3 separate regions of the Homo sapiens genome follow, and all the other regions are linked to region 2. A link is a loop called in an ENCODE intact Hi-C map of the cell type or tissue named here. Cell type or tissue: GM12878. All regions are shown on one strand. Links, peaks and the distances in the headings refer to the core of each region. The heading gives the core; the rest is flanking DNA.

What was found. A loop is a pair of places that touch in the nucleus more often than their neighbours do. Peaks named below come from ENCODE experiments on the same cell type or tissue, not always from the same donor. Only the 100,000 strongest peaks of a DNase experiment are listed, where the experiment ranks them.
Region 1: a loop joins it to region 2, with 5 times the contacts of the local background. A loop is called at or near these places in 4 of 110 quality-filtered maps.
Region 3: a loop joins it to region 2, with 3 times the contacts of the local background. A loop is called at or near these places in 6 of 110 quality-filtered maps.

Annotation. Positions count from the first base shown.
Region 1 is chr13:42,546,994-42,551,296 of GRCh38, forward strand. No RefSeq gene overlaps it. Among named protein-coding and RNA genes, the nearest start is that of TNFSF11, 25 kb to the right of the region's middle. RefSeq lists an enhancer at 2,358-2,407. In GM12878, for the core only: no CTCF peak of the experiment used is centred there; DNase peaks (open chromatin) are centred at 1,908 and 2,418; H3K4me3 peaks cover 1,078 bases; H3K27ac peaks cover 2,283 bases.
Region 2 is chr13:42,496,479-42,500,781 of GRCh38, forward strand. No RefSeq gene overlaps it. Among named protein-coding and RNA genes, the nearest start is that of LINC02341, 74 kb to the left of the region's middle. In GM12878, for the core only: a CTCF peak has its summit at 2,249; DNase peaks (open chromatin) are centred at 888 and 1,513; H3K27ac peaks cover 2,562 bases.
Region 3 is chr13:42,332,566-42,336,868 of GRCh38, forward strand. No RefSeq gene overlaps it. Among named protein-coding and RNA genes, the nearest start is that of AKAP11, 63 kb to the left of the region's middle. RefSeq lists an enhancer at 1,706-1,775. In GM12878, for the core only: a CTCF peak has its summit at 1,687; a DNase peak (open chromatin) is centred at 1,906; H3K27ac peaks cover 727 bases.

The DNA of each region.
Region 1 (4,303 bases), core at 49-4,048, 50 kb after region 2:
TCAGGTCAGCCTCTGGATCTGATGATTAGGGTCACTATGACCTATGACTAGGGTGCACTTTTTAAGGCATTTAAAGTCTCCTTAAATTATATCCCTGATCATGTCATTCAATGCTCAAAGACTTGGATGCCCATCCACCTCCTTGACATGCAGAATAAAGTTGTTAGTCCTTTATCCAGCATTTGAGACCTTACACAGCATTGGCTAGGCCTTCGTTTTCAGTCTTTGCTAGAATATACACACCTTTTCTCCCCACATGTGCAAAAGGGGAGGCATGCACACACTCAGACCCATTCTGGGCTCACAGTAGTGCTGGCCTACCCCTGTTAGTCCAAGATTCACCATGTATTTCTCACACCTCGCCTCTGGCTCTAGGTATTTTCTTCAACTTAAACTTCTTCCTTTTCCCTTTTTCACCTAAAGACATTCTACTCACTTGCACAGTCCCGTTCAAACCTCACAATCCCCAGACATTTCTCCCATCTCTTCATTTATTTCCCCTCTAACTCAAAGTCTCAGGACTTGTTTCCCAGCCAGACTTCCAATGCAGACAGTTATGACTCTTAGCCCGATGGGCTCTTGGAAGGCTCAGCCTTTGTCTTTTCAATTTTTGTGTCCTGCACAGTATTTAGCATGGCCTTCTTCATACAGTGGATACTCCATAAACTGTTGTTGGACTTAACGCAGTATGTAGGTCACCCCAATGCAGGCTTCCAGGCAGTCTCCAGAAAGTTCACCAGCCTTCAGAGATGAAAAGTGGAGACTGGGAGCCTCACCCTTCACTTTCATTTCAAGCAGAGCCAGCTCATAAAGACAGAATCACTCTTTCTCATGTTTTTCCTGGAAGACAAAGTGTGGGCATATGATCACCAAGTGTGCTTTGTGGTCTCAATTTCACTGTCTACTAGCTTATAAGGTTTTATTTTATTTCTAGACTTAACTACTTTGAACTCCAGGAGGAATATTACAGCATGCCCTGGCAATAACTCCTTTACCTTCAGTCAGGTAACAAAATGACAGCTCAGATAGCATGGTGGCCCCAAACAGAAACAACATTCGAGATCAAACTGGAAACTTCATATGGTCAAAGTTTACTGACTTTCTCTAGATTGCTTTCTTCATAAGAAATGTGAAGGTAGCGCCAAAGCAATATACTTCCCAGCTTATGGGCCTCACTGAGCCTCAGTGTCCAGTTTAAAACTGCTCTTGATCCTTGTGTCTTGATCTTGGTAACAACAACTTCATTAGCAGCATGATCCAAATCCTATGTCCCTTTGCCATGGGATAATTCATTTTGAATTTGATAGAAATTATTCAGCCCTTTTAGCAGGGTGTAATTGTTTAGTGTTAACCTCGAGTCATTTGCCTGGGAACAAATCCTGGCTCCAGTACTTACTAGATCTTAGGGATCCTATATATGACTTAACTTTCTGGACTTCAGTTTCATTATCCATAAAATGGGAGTATTTATTTATTTTAAATAAAGGACTGGTGTCTAAAACTATTATGATTAATTAATTAGTCAATACATGTAAAATGCATTGACTAGGACCCTGAACATAGTAATTGTTGGATTTGTTAGATGTTATTATTTTAAAGTGATCTCTTCACTCAAAAAAGGAAATGGCAGAGAATTCTATTGGCTTTGTTGTGAACTCTACCTCTAATTCCTTTCCCTCTGCTTCCTTTCTTTTTCTTTTCAGAACATGTTGGAAATTATAAGCAAACTTGTAAGTGATGTATGTATATTTAGTTTCATAGACAACCTCAGTGTTACTTTCTGGCATTCTTCCAAAGTATCTTACAAGTTATCAATCTTGCCAGGACAGAGTGTGTTTTCTGACCACTTCCCCTTTGCAATTAAGGACTGTGACCACTCGCTTACGCACAGACTGAGACCAGCAGCCTTAACCCCAAAGGAGGTCAGAAACTCCCAGCTCTCCCCGCCAAGGGGGCTAGCTGAGAACCCGATACTGTGTGTTTCAAGGCTGTGGCTAAGGCTGTGACCATAGGAACTGGGAACACCCACCAACACCCTGTTTCCCCCAGCCCCACTTCCTTCGCTTCAATGCCATTAAGCATGGTTGCAGCGCCTTTGTGAATGTTTTGAGTAGAGTTAGGTTTCTGGTGTTTATTGTTGAATTGCTAAAGATTTGGAGAGAAGACAAACAGACAAACAGACATACAATGAAGCAGATGACAAACACCCCTGGACAGACTAGCACTATGAGCAGACACGCTCAGGACGACCCAGGGTCCTGCGGAGAGGTCCGGGAAGGTCTGGGCTCTCATCAGAGCCCCAGGATTTGGTCAGTTGCTCTGCAAATAAAACCTGCCTTAGACATCCAGCAAAGAGGCTTTATTTGCATAGGAGATTTGCCAGTCTGGCCTCCAAGATAGTAGGTCACAGTGAGGGTGGTGGTGAGTTTTCCTGTTTACTGTCTACCTTTGTGGACACATTGAATGTGGGGGCTGAAAGGGGTCAGCAAGGGCTGTCTCCTCTCCTGTTTTCAGATTTGGTGTCTCAGTGAAATCCAGTGCTTTGCCTCTTTGATTGTGCTCTGTCTCAGTGCTTCTCAATAGCATGTGATGTGCAGAGAAGTAAAAGAAATGAACAAAGATTTCTCTTCTGAAGGTGTGGGAGGGCATGGGAGTGGGGCTGGTTGGGCTGATGATGGAAAGGTCAGATTGCATTGTGTCGTCCACAGGCTTTCCAGCTGGGCAGGAAGGCTTCCCCCTCTGACTGCATCATGGCACTTCTTGTACATACTCACTTACCCACAGAAACTAAACTCCGCATGGATAGAGGCTGTGCCTATGCGGTTGGCTATTGCACACCCAGCATCACCACAGTGCCTGGCACTATCAGACTCTTCGTGCCTATTTGTTGAAATGTCTACAAATAGACTAAATACATATCAGTTGGGATGGCCTTGATTTAAAATATATTAAGCCCCATTGCCTTTGTATCTACATTTGTGTTTGCCAGAACAATCATGCTGGCTTGGGGTTTTATCAATATGGTCGTTGCATCTGTTTTCCCTTTTCTATGGTGGAAGCAGGGATAGTGGTCCTTCAAGAGCTGGGAAGAATATACATTTGAGAACAGCATGTCCAGGCAGCCTGTGATTTCCTGGGAAAATGGACTCCAAATGCTCTTCCATCCTATTTGTGGAGTCTTGTCATATGCAGGCTTCTCCATCCAGGATTGATTGTAATTCCTTGAGATCCTGGAATCCCATCTCTCCTTGGGGAGAAGTTAAAAGTTTAAAGAAACTGAAGTTACTGGATCTGGTGAGGAGGAAGTTGAATGGCCCACTTTAAGATGATAAAAGGTTACATTTTTTTGAAGATTGTGTTGGCTGCAAGACTATAAATTATAGCTTAACATAGGAATCAAGAGCCTTACAGTTTTACCTTTTCATCTAGTAATTCTTCTAGGAATATAGCCTAAGGATAACATATGGAAATCAGTGAAAGATCCATACCCAGTAAAATTCATCGCATTGTTACTTATGCGAGCCAAAAGTGGGAAACAAGTTTAATGTCCAACAATGGGCAATGGCTGAGAAAATTATGGGGTGCAGCTATTAAAGTGGGAAGTAGGACATTTTGTTGTGGCTCTTTTGATACCATGGATGTTTTCTGTCCCTAAAGAACAAACCACTGAATTTCTAAGTCAAAAAAAAAAAAAGTGATATGTTTAATTCTTGCCGTCTCTGGAACCCTAATTCTTTCTATTTTTGACTCTAACCCTCAGGAGCTTTGGGGATTGGGTGGGTTTTAGAGATAGGATGAGGCCATCTACGATTCTCATAATTTGGGATTTAGAATAAAAAGTTTAGTGATTTATTCTTAGTGCCACCAAATAACTGTGGGTGTTAAAAGAAACATGACAACCAAAAACAGAATCAAACTTCTACTTAGGAAGATTCTATTTATTGATGATAAAACGTATTTATTGATGATATTGAGATAACTTATTGAGAAATACTTATGAGATAACTTATTGAGAAATACTTATAACATCAAATAAAAGCAAGATACACATGTGCATACATTTATATACATATATACAGATATCATATACTCAATTATTAACATTGATTTTCACCAGTAAATGATTATGAATAACTATTACTTTCTTCTTAATATTTTTATATTTTTTATAGATACACATTGATTTCATATTAAAGTAATATTTTATATTAAATTAAACTTACATTAAATATAACATTATATTAAATTAAAATTATAAAAACATTTAAGATTATAGCGTGATGGAGTTTGGTTAACCATAAAG
Region 2 (4,303 bases), core at 127-4,126:
TTGCATTTAAAAGACTGAACAAGCATCCTCTTCCAGTAAGGAGCACTGGGCTTTGTACCTCTGCAAGCCCACGCCTTGTCCCTGCTGGCTTCTCCCTCCTGGCCCCAATGCCCACTTGCCTTGTCAAGTACCTGGCCACGCCAATGGTAGTCCTGGGTAAGCTCTGCCTCATATCAGTCTGCTTGGGCTCTGGCACCTTCTGCCACCCAATCCAACCCAAATTTATATAATTCAACAATACCAGCTGACCTTGTATGCTGTGGTCAGTCACTGGTCTAGCGCCAGGCTTCAGTAGGTAGAGGCATGTGTTTAGATCTGGTATCTTTAATTTTAGATATGGTGTAATGTACATCCCCATCACTGCCTTGGAACCAAAAGGAAAGGACAGTGATACCAAACATAATGACACCTTATAGCCTAGCTCCTTGAGGGCCATTTCACAGCCCTCCTATCTTTAGAATTGTAAAATGCCGGCCGGGCACAGTGGCTCATGCCTGTAATACCAGCACTTTGGGAGGCCGAGGCAGGTGGATCACAAGGTCAGGAGTTCAAGACCAGCCTGGCCAACAAGGTGAAACCCCATCTCTACTAAAACAATACAAAAATTAGCCGGGCTTGGTGGCATGTGCCTGTAATCCCAGCTACTCGGGAGGTTGAAGCTGGAGAATTGCTTTAACCCGGGAGGCGGAGGTTACAGTGAGCCAAGATTGTGCCACTGCATTCCAGCCTGGGTGACAGAGCAAGACTCAGTCTCAAAAAAAAGATTAAAAAAATTATAAAATGCCTATCCCTCAAAGTTGTAAGATTTGGTCGAGAAAGCTACAGATTCATTTCAGAATGAGTAGTCAGGGTGAGCCCCCACAGATTACTGAGAAAGCCATCAATCCCTGTCATCTCAGAACTGCTGATCATCATCTCATCTTTCTCTTTGCTCCAATTAACTCTTACTCTTTGGTTAAAACAACTAAGTTACGGGGGAATTAAAGGAAATTCTGTATTGACAAATACATGGGGCTGAACGGTGAATATATGCTAAGTAAGAAAACATATGTCTATTGGAAATTTAAGACTCTTTCCAGATGTTTACATAATTTACTTTTTCTTTCACTATACATGTAATGATTTAAAATGTTTTTTCCATGAAAGAATAAATTATGTTTAAATAGTAAAATGCCTATTGGCCTTGGGTTCTTCCAGGGAAGGCTACCAGTTCCCTTGGAGGTAAAAGCTAAGAAGTAACTAGAGGAGCAACATTGCTTCTGAGAACCCACACTGTGCCAGCCACTGTCATAGACATATGTCAGCTTGTTAGATCTTCAGAAGCACCATGAATGTTAGATGTTATACCTGTTTTACAGATATGGAAATGATGGTTTAGAGGGTGAAATAACTCGTCCAAGGTCACACAGCTAGTAAGTGGTGGAGTCAGGTTTTAAATCTAGGCAAGGCTATACTAAGTACCTGGATCATACCACACTTCTCCCCACTTGAGTCATGGGCTACTGCAGTTGGGGAAATGACTCAGACTTAGAGATAGTGCACATGTACATTCTCTGGAATAGTTCCTGGTATTGAGTAGAGGCTCATTGCATGTTAGTTTCTCACATCCTTTTCTCTAGGATGATTTCTGACAGCACATGAAGTCATGAAGGGGACACACATGAAGTGTGGCCTTAGATTAAAAGTGTGCAGTGTAATCATAATAATACCAAATAGTCCCTACTATTTGCCAGGTGCTGTACTATGTCATTTATGTGTATTAATTCATTTCATCATTTCAACAATCCCATGAAATACGTTCTACTTTTGTCACGCCGTTTAACACTTGCCAAGGTTTCACATTAGAGCTGGTAAATGAGAGAAATGGGACGTGAACTCAGGCAGTCTGTCTCGAGTCCAAGCCTTTAACCACTATGCGATACTGCCCACTAAATTATTAGCCTGCTGTAGTCTAGATACTGTGTACATATATATGTGTGTGTGTGTGTGTGCATATATATATATGTGTGTGTGTGTGTGTGTGTGTGTGTGTGTGTGTGTACTCCACCCTTGAGAATTGCGTTGATATGATTCTCTGGGTCCATCTTACAATGCCATATTATGATTCCACAATATGAGATTGTCCATTATCCTATTACAATGGCTTAATCAGACACATGCTATGAGCCAAGTGGTGGAGATGCCTTCAAAACACCCAAAGGAGTTGGCCAAAGCCGAAGAGGTTGACTTACAGCCCCACCACTCTTCAGCTCCAGGCACTGCACTGGAAACATGCACAATAAGGGAAAATTGACATTGCAATTTGAGTTGCAGATTGTACTGATGGTGTGGTTTGAATAAATACCATGCCCTTTGAAAGTCTTATATTATTACGCTAGACACATGAGGGTTTTCCTATTCCTATTGCAGGCAATAGGCAAAAATCTATCTTCATAGCTGAAATCTGTTTTGGAATTCATTGCTGCCTTTCTGGAAAGACACTGTTTAATTCTGTCTCCTGGGTGTGTGACCCTATGGTCTCTACCTTCTTTGTAGATCTGTGAATAAAGCTCTTTGTAATGAGGCCACTTTTTGTGCAACAACAACAAAATGTTTCTGAGAAGGATGTTAGAGCCAGACTTTCTTTAAGTAGTGGTGTCTGGTGTTGTTTACTTTTAAAATAGTTTCTAGTGCAAGGGAGAATTGTGTCCTAGAAGAACTGTCCCAAGGAGCTCATGAACAGGAATAATGGTTTGTACCACTACTTTCTGGAAAGCAAACGGGGATTTTGATGTGAACCCAGAAAGGGGTCGGACCACATTGACATATATTTTCTGGTTTCTAATCTTACCTCCACTGCCATTATGCACTGCATTACACAACCCTCTACCCTAAGGCCCAGCCACCCTACAGCCTTTTATCAACTCACAGAATGGTCTCAGCACAGCATGAATCTAGATGAGGGCTTAGGGACCCGTGGGTGGCCAGACCTCAGGCTCTGGGCATCAACAGGCAGACCTCCAGTTCTGCCCTGAAATAGAATTATGATATCATTGTGAGCCAATCAAATTGCCTGTCTGAGTTCAGTCCTGGATGCTCTGGGGTGGTAATTCCCAGATGATTTGATCTATGGTATTTTCTAGTAGTCTAATTTGATAATGTCATTTAACTGAAAAATATGTCTCTCATTATTATTATTATTATTATTATTATTATTATTATTATTATTTGCCAGTGTAGAAGGAAGTTAAGAAAGGGGGATTAACTTTAATTTTTTTCAGTTTAATGGAACATATACTAAGAAAAAAATGTCTCAGTAAGTGATGCTCACCATCCACTCAATTGTCCAATCCAAAATTTTAACCGGGAGTTGTTTATGTGTCCTCTCTTTCACTCGCCGCTGATGTCCAATCGATCAGTAAGTCTTGTCCTGTCAATTTCTGAATTTGGCTATTTTCGTCATAACCACTGTTAAGATTCTCATTCAAGGCATATCAACCGTCCCTTGTCTGGACCAATGCAACAGCCCCAACACTGATGTCCTGCTCCCCGTCTTGCCTCTCTGTCTCCACACAGAGGCCAGAGAGGTCTTTGTAAATAACAAGTCATATTATATCACTTGCCTGCTTCAAGCTCTTCAGTGCTTTCCCTTCCCAACCAGATGAAAATTCTGATTCCTTACAATGGATGGCCTGAAAGATATCGCATAGTGCCTGATCCCTGCTTCTCTCATTGACCCCCTCTCTCTCCACTCACAACTGCATTCACAATATTCAGGCACATTAACCTTGTCCTTGCTTCAAAGCTTTTGCATTGATGGTCACTCTGCCTGGAATGCTCTTCTTCTAGATCTTTGCACAGCTGCCTCTTCCTTATCACTCAGGTCTAACTCAAATGGCACCTCCTCAAGGAGGAAAAATGCATATCATGCCAACTTGCACACTTGTAGAATTCCTGCTCCTGTGCTCCAAGTATAAATGCCATGAGGGTCGGGACAGTGCCAGTGCTGTTCCTTCCTTTATCTGCAGTGCATAGCACCATGTCTTGTTCAAAAGAGGTATTTAATAAATGAATGAATTAATTCATGGATCCCAGCTAATTTGGTTGTTTACTGCTGGGGAAGTTCTCTAGCATGATATGTAACAGGCTCTTATAAACTGCATTGCACTGCAGTCCTATGATGATAATAAAAAGCACACTGATCTTTAGTTGGTTTTGTTACAGTTTTAAAAATTTCTACAGAAAATGCACCTTCTTATTTCCTCCATGGCATGGGCCATTCCCACTGCCTTGCCTTTGGTATGGTTCTGGGAAAAAATAATAG
Region 3 (4,303 bases), core at 49-4,048, 160 kb before region 2:
CAAGCAAAAACAGAATACATATTAAATTTCTTAGGGAGGGCTATACATGTATTTGTCTATTTTTCTGGACTATTCAAAAAACAAGCTAAAATTCTATGGTAAAAGGGTAGAAATAAATTGTATATAAAATTCAGGATAGTGATTTCCTGATAGTGACAGTGACCTTTAAAGGTGGGGGAAGAGAGGAGGATGTGACACAGGCTTCTAAGGTACTAGTAATATTCTGTTTATGAATTCTATGCCCCTGGATTTTTAATTTATGATCTTTCTTCAGATTGCACACATCCTCTATATACTATTTTAAATGTATATTGTATTTCATGGTGGAAAATTAATTTCAAATATATTATTCAACAAGATTTGATCAAAGAGGTTGTGGGTGTATTAACAAGGTGGCTTCTGGAATTTTTGCAAAAACAAGAGAGAAAACTTCGAAGAGAAATAATGTTTAGGCTAGGTGTGGTGGTTCACCTATAATCCCAGCACTTTGGGAGGCCGAGGTGGGTGGATCACTTTAGGCCAGGAGTTCAAGACCAGCCTGGTCAACATGGCAAAACCTCGTCTCTACTAAAAAAAAATACAAAAACTATCTGGGCTTGGTGGCGCATGCCTGTAGTTCCAGCTACTCGGGAGGCTGAGAGGCAAGAGAATCACTTGAACCTAGGAGGCAGAGGTTGCAGTGAGCCGAGATCCTGCCACTGCACTCCAGCCTGAGCAACAGAGCAAGACTCTGTTTCAAAAAAAAAAAAAAAAAAAAAGAAATAGTATGCAGGTTAATATGTTTAGGCACAAATGAAAGTAGTTTATTAAAAAGAAAAAAAAAAAAAAAAAGCCAGAAAACTTTTCTGTGTCCCGAAATGCCTCCTGAAAAGCACACATTACTTGGGTTTTCTTTTTCGCCTCTTAAAATTGGGGTGGGTTAGGGTGAGGGGAAGACTGCTCTCCACCGAGGAAGGCAGAGAGAAGCTGCTGCAGTTGCCTGTCTTATCTCTGCCTCGGTCTTGCACCCCACTACACCAGTCCCTATTCCCACGTCTGGACCCCCGCCCCGTCTCCTGACACAGAGGCTTGGCTATCCAAATCCCAACCCCGAGTCTGTAACTAGGAAGTGCCTGCTGTCCTGCCAAGGGACTGGATTGGAGGAGGAGAGTGCAGGGGTGGGATGAGGGAAGAGATGGAGGAGGGGGCTTTAAGCCAGAGTTTCTAGCAGGAGCAAATACCGGCACAGGGAAGGACACCATTGGCCAGGGTATGCAGAGGAAGGCAAAGCTGCTGAATGGCCACTGTGGTCCTCAGCCATGAGTAGGGACGTCTGATGGCCTCAGAAGCTGCCTTGTGATTGAGCGTGAAGGGACAGGATCTGAGGTGCTGGAGCTCGGGGTAGGCTAAGATGGCCATCTTGGCAGTTTGCCCTAGACAGTGGTGCCTATGCACCTCTCAGCCAGGCTGGGCTGGTCTTAGCGTCACAGGGCTGAGTGGCAGCCATTGAGTTCGCTACTGTCCCGAAAACAGCCCTGCAGTCTCTCCCGTGGGGTTCACTACAGGGCGGTGCTTGCCACCAATCCAGGGGTACATAGAATTTTATCACAGTGAGAAGGAGGCTTTGGGCAGAGACCACAGAAGTCCAGCGGCATTGATGACCAACTCTGCTTTCTTAAAGCTGCAGTGTTACTTGGAGCCTCAAGGTGGTACAGCAACACAGTCTATGGTTTAAAAAAGCCTGAATTACACTTTGTGAAAAGCTTCCTTGGGCACAATTAGCTTGACGATTTGAACTGTTTCTCAGTCGCTTCCCTTCCTTGTTTCAAATAGCCTGGCTTCTAATCTGGCCTGACCTTTGAGGTCCTTTCTTGCTGGCTCATCCACCTCCATCCCCACTCGGAATCGGGAGGGTTTTCTTAGTTCTTTGGTTACTGAAAAGGAAATCCTTTTCTGCCCAGGTTCCCTCCTCAGATTCAGGCCAGAACTGCTCCCCTGTGGTCATGGGGCCTGTCTTCATAGGCGCCACCTGGACCTGTGCCAGGCAGACAGCAGAGGTGAGTTCCAGGGGGTTCCTCTGAGGTCACACCTGCTTAGGTGCATGGAGGCTCAGGTGAGCAGACTGCAGACTGCCACCACCAGCGTCCCTTCTCTGTTTAAGCCACCTGCTTCCTTATTTCACTGATTCCCACTGGCCTCCCCTTCATATACATCCTCACTATCGTTTTTGGAATTTTCTATTAACATTTCATGATATCCATGCTGTTTAGAATTCGCTTCTATTCTAAACATACTCTAAATTTTACTCCAAATTTACTCTCTACTCAAATGTCACCTTATCCATATGGTATTCCCTGACCACCTGTGAACAGCAGCAACCTTCCATCACTAGTGAGCCCCTTATGTTGCTTTATGTTCCTTCTTAGCCCTTTCACCACCTGGCATAAGTATATATTTGTTATCTCTTCACCCCCAAGGGCAGAAGGCCCCCAGTTTTGTTCTCTTCTGCATCTCCAGCCCTGGAACAGCGTTTGCATGTGGTGGGCACTCAGCAAATGCTGGTTGAATGGATGGATGGATGGATGAATGAATGAGTGGCTAGGGAGAATTTCACCCCTTCCCAACAGGTCAAAAGCATTGTTCTGACAGTTTGTAGTCTAGGGTCTGGCTTTGGCTGAGCCACTAGTTACTTGTAAGACTTTGAGCAAGTCACTTGGCCTCCCCAATGGCCTATTTTTGAATCTGCACAATGAGTGGACTGGACTGCATTGTCTGCGGTTCCTTCCTGCCCCAACAGTTTTTGGTTTTATGATTATCCTCCAAAAGGGGCTAAAGCCATAAGCCAGGTGACAGACAATATGCATTATTGGCATGACACTTGCAAGTAATAAGCTAGCATCAAAAGATGCATTGATATATGTAAATAAACATACTTACTTCACAATCTTTAAGTCTTTAAAAATTATGTCCTTAAGAAAGTCTCAAATGTATTGGCCTTATGTTTCTATTTTGATCTCTGGCTCCATGTGTTAATGACTCTGATATTTTTCTGACAAATAAAAGGTTTTAAAAATTGCTATTGCTTATTTGGGTTCTTCCTAGGTTATTTCTTCTCATTAGTAACATTTCTGGGGAAAGATGTCATGCTCTTAGTGTGCATCCAACATGAAAAAATATTTCAAAATAAAACAATAGTAATTTTTTAAAAACCCTCTTACCTTTGAAAAGAACCATCGCCTTATGCCATAATCTTCCTCTTGCTATTTGGCTGTGGTTATTTTTTAGGATTGGTATATGTCTGGCATCTAGAAGACATTAAAATATTTTTAATGAAGAGTCAGTGTCATGTGGGAGGAAAAAATTCGTATCCTGGGATATGGGTGGAACTTCATGAAAGTGATTGTGTCTTTCTTATCCAAGGGAAGAAGTTTTTGTTCTTTCTGAATGAACTTGAGGGAAAAAGGCAATCAATGTTTTTCCAGTGTAACCTGATAGATTCTCCAAGTCCTCAAGTTCAAATATTTATTCTTTTGTCTTTGTAATGAAAACAAAACCAAACTTGTAGTAGGCATACTCATGATCTCCCAAATATGTCCAGGTCCCTATCCCTGGAAACTGCGAATGTGTTACTTTACATGGCAAAAGGGACTTTGCTGATGGGATAAAAGGAGGGATCTTGAGATGGGGAGATTATCATGGATTATTCAGGTGGATCCAATCTAATCTCCTTAAACTGAGAAACATTTCCCAGCTATGGTCAGAGGACAACACGATCAGAGGGAGCGTCTGAGATGCATCCTTGCCGGCTTTGAAGAGGGAGGAAGGGGGTCAAGGGCCAATGAGTACAGGTAGCTTCTAGAAGCTGGAAAAGGCAGGACATAGATTCTTCCTCAGAGCCTCCAGAAGGAAAGATAATCCTGATGAGACTTTTATTTTAGCCCAGTGAGACCTATGTCAGACGGAACTCCAGAACTGTATGATAATAAAATGTGTATGGTAAGGCACTAAGTTTGTGGAATTTGTTACAGCAGCAATAGCAATACATTACCTTCTTATTTGAACAGAGGCTTTCAGCTCCGCAGTGTAAAAGAAAAGAAGCCAGGCTAGGGTCTAGAGTTGTGCCCTTCAGTTTGGTAGCTGCTGGTCACATGTGGCTACTGGAGCCCTTGAAATGAGTGCTGAGATGTGCCGAAGTGTAGAATAGATGTCGATTTCACAAAGATTGAGTGTGAAAAAGAAAATATCTCCTAATTTAATAATTTATTCGTGTCTATTACATGTTGAAATGCCATTACTTTGGATATGCTGGTTTAAGTGAAATATA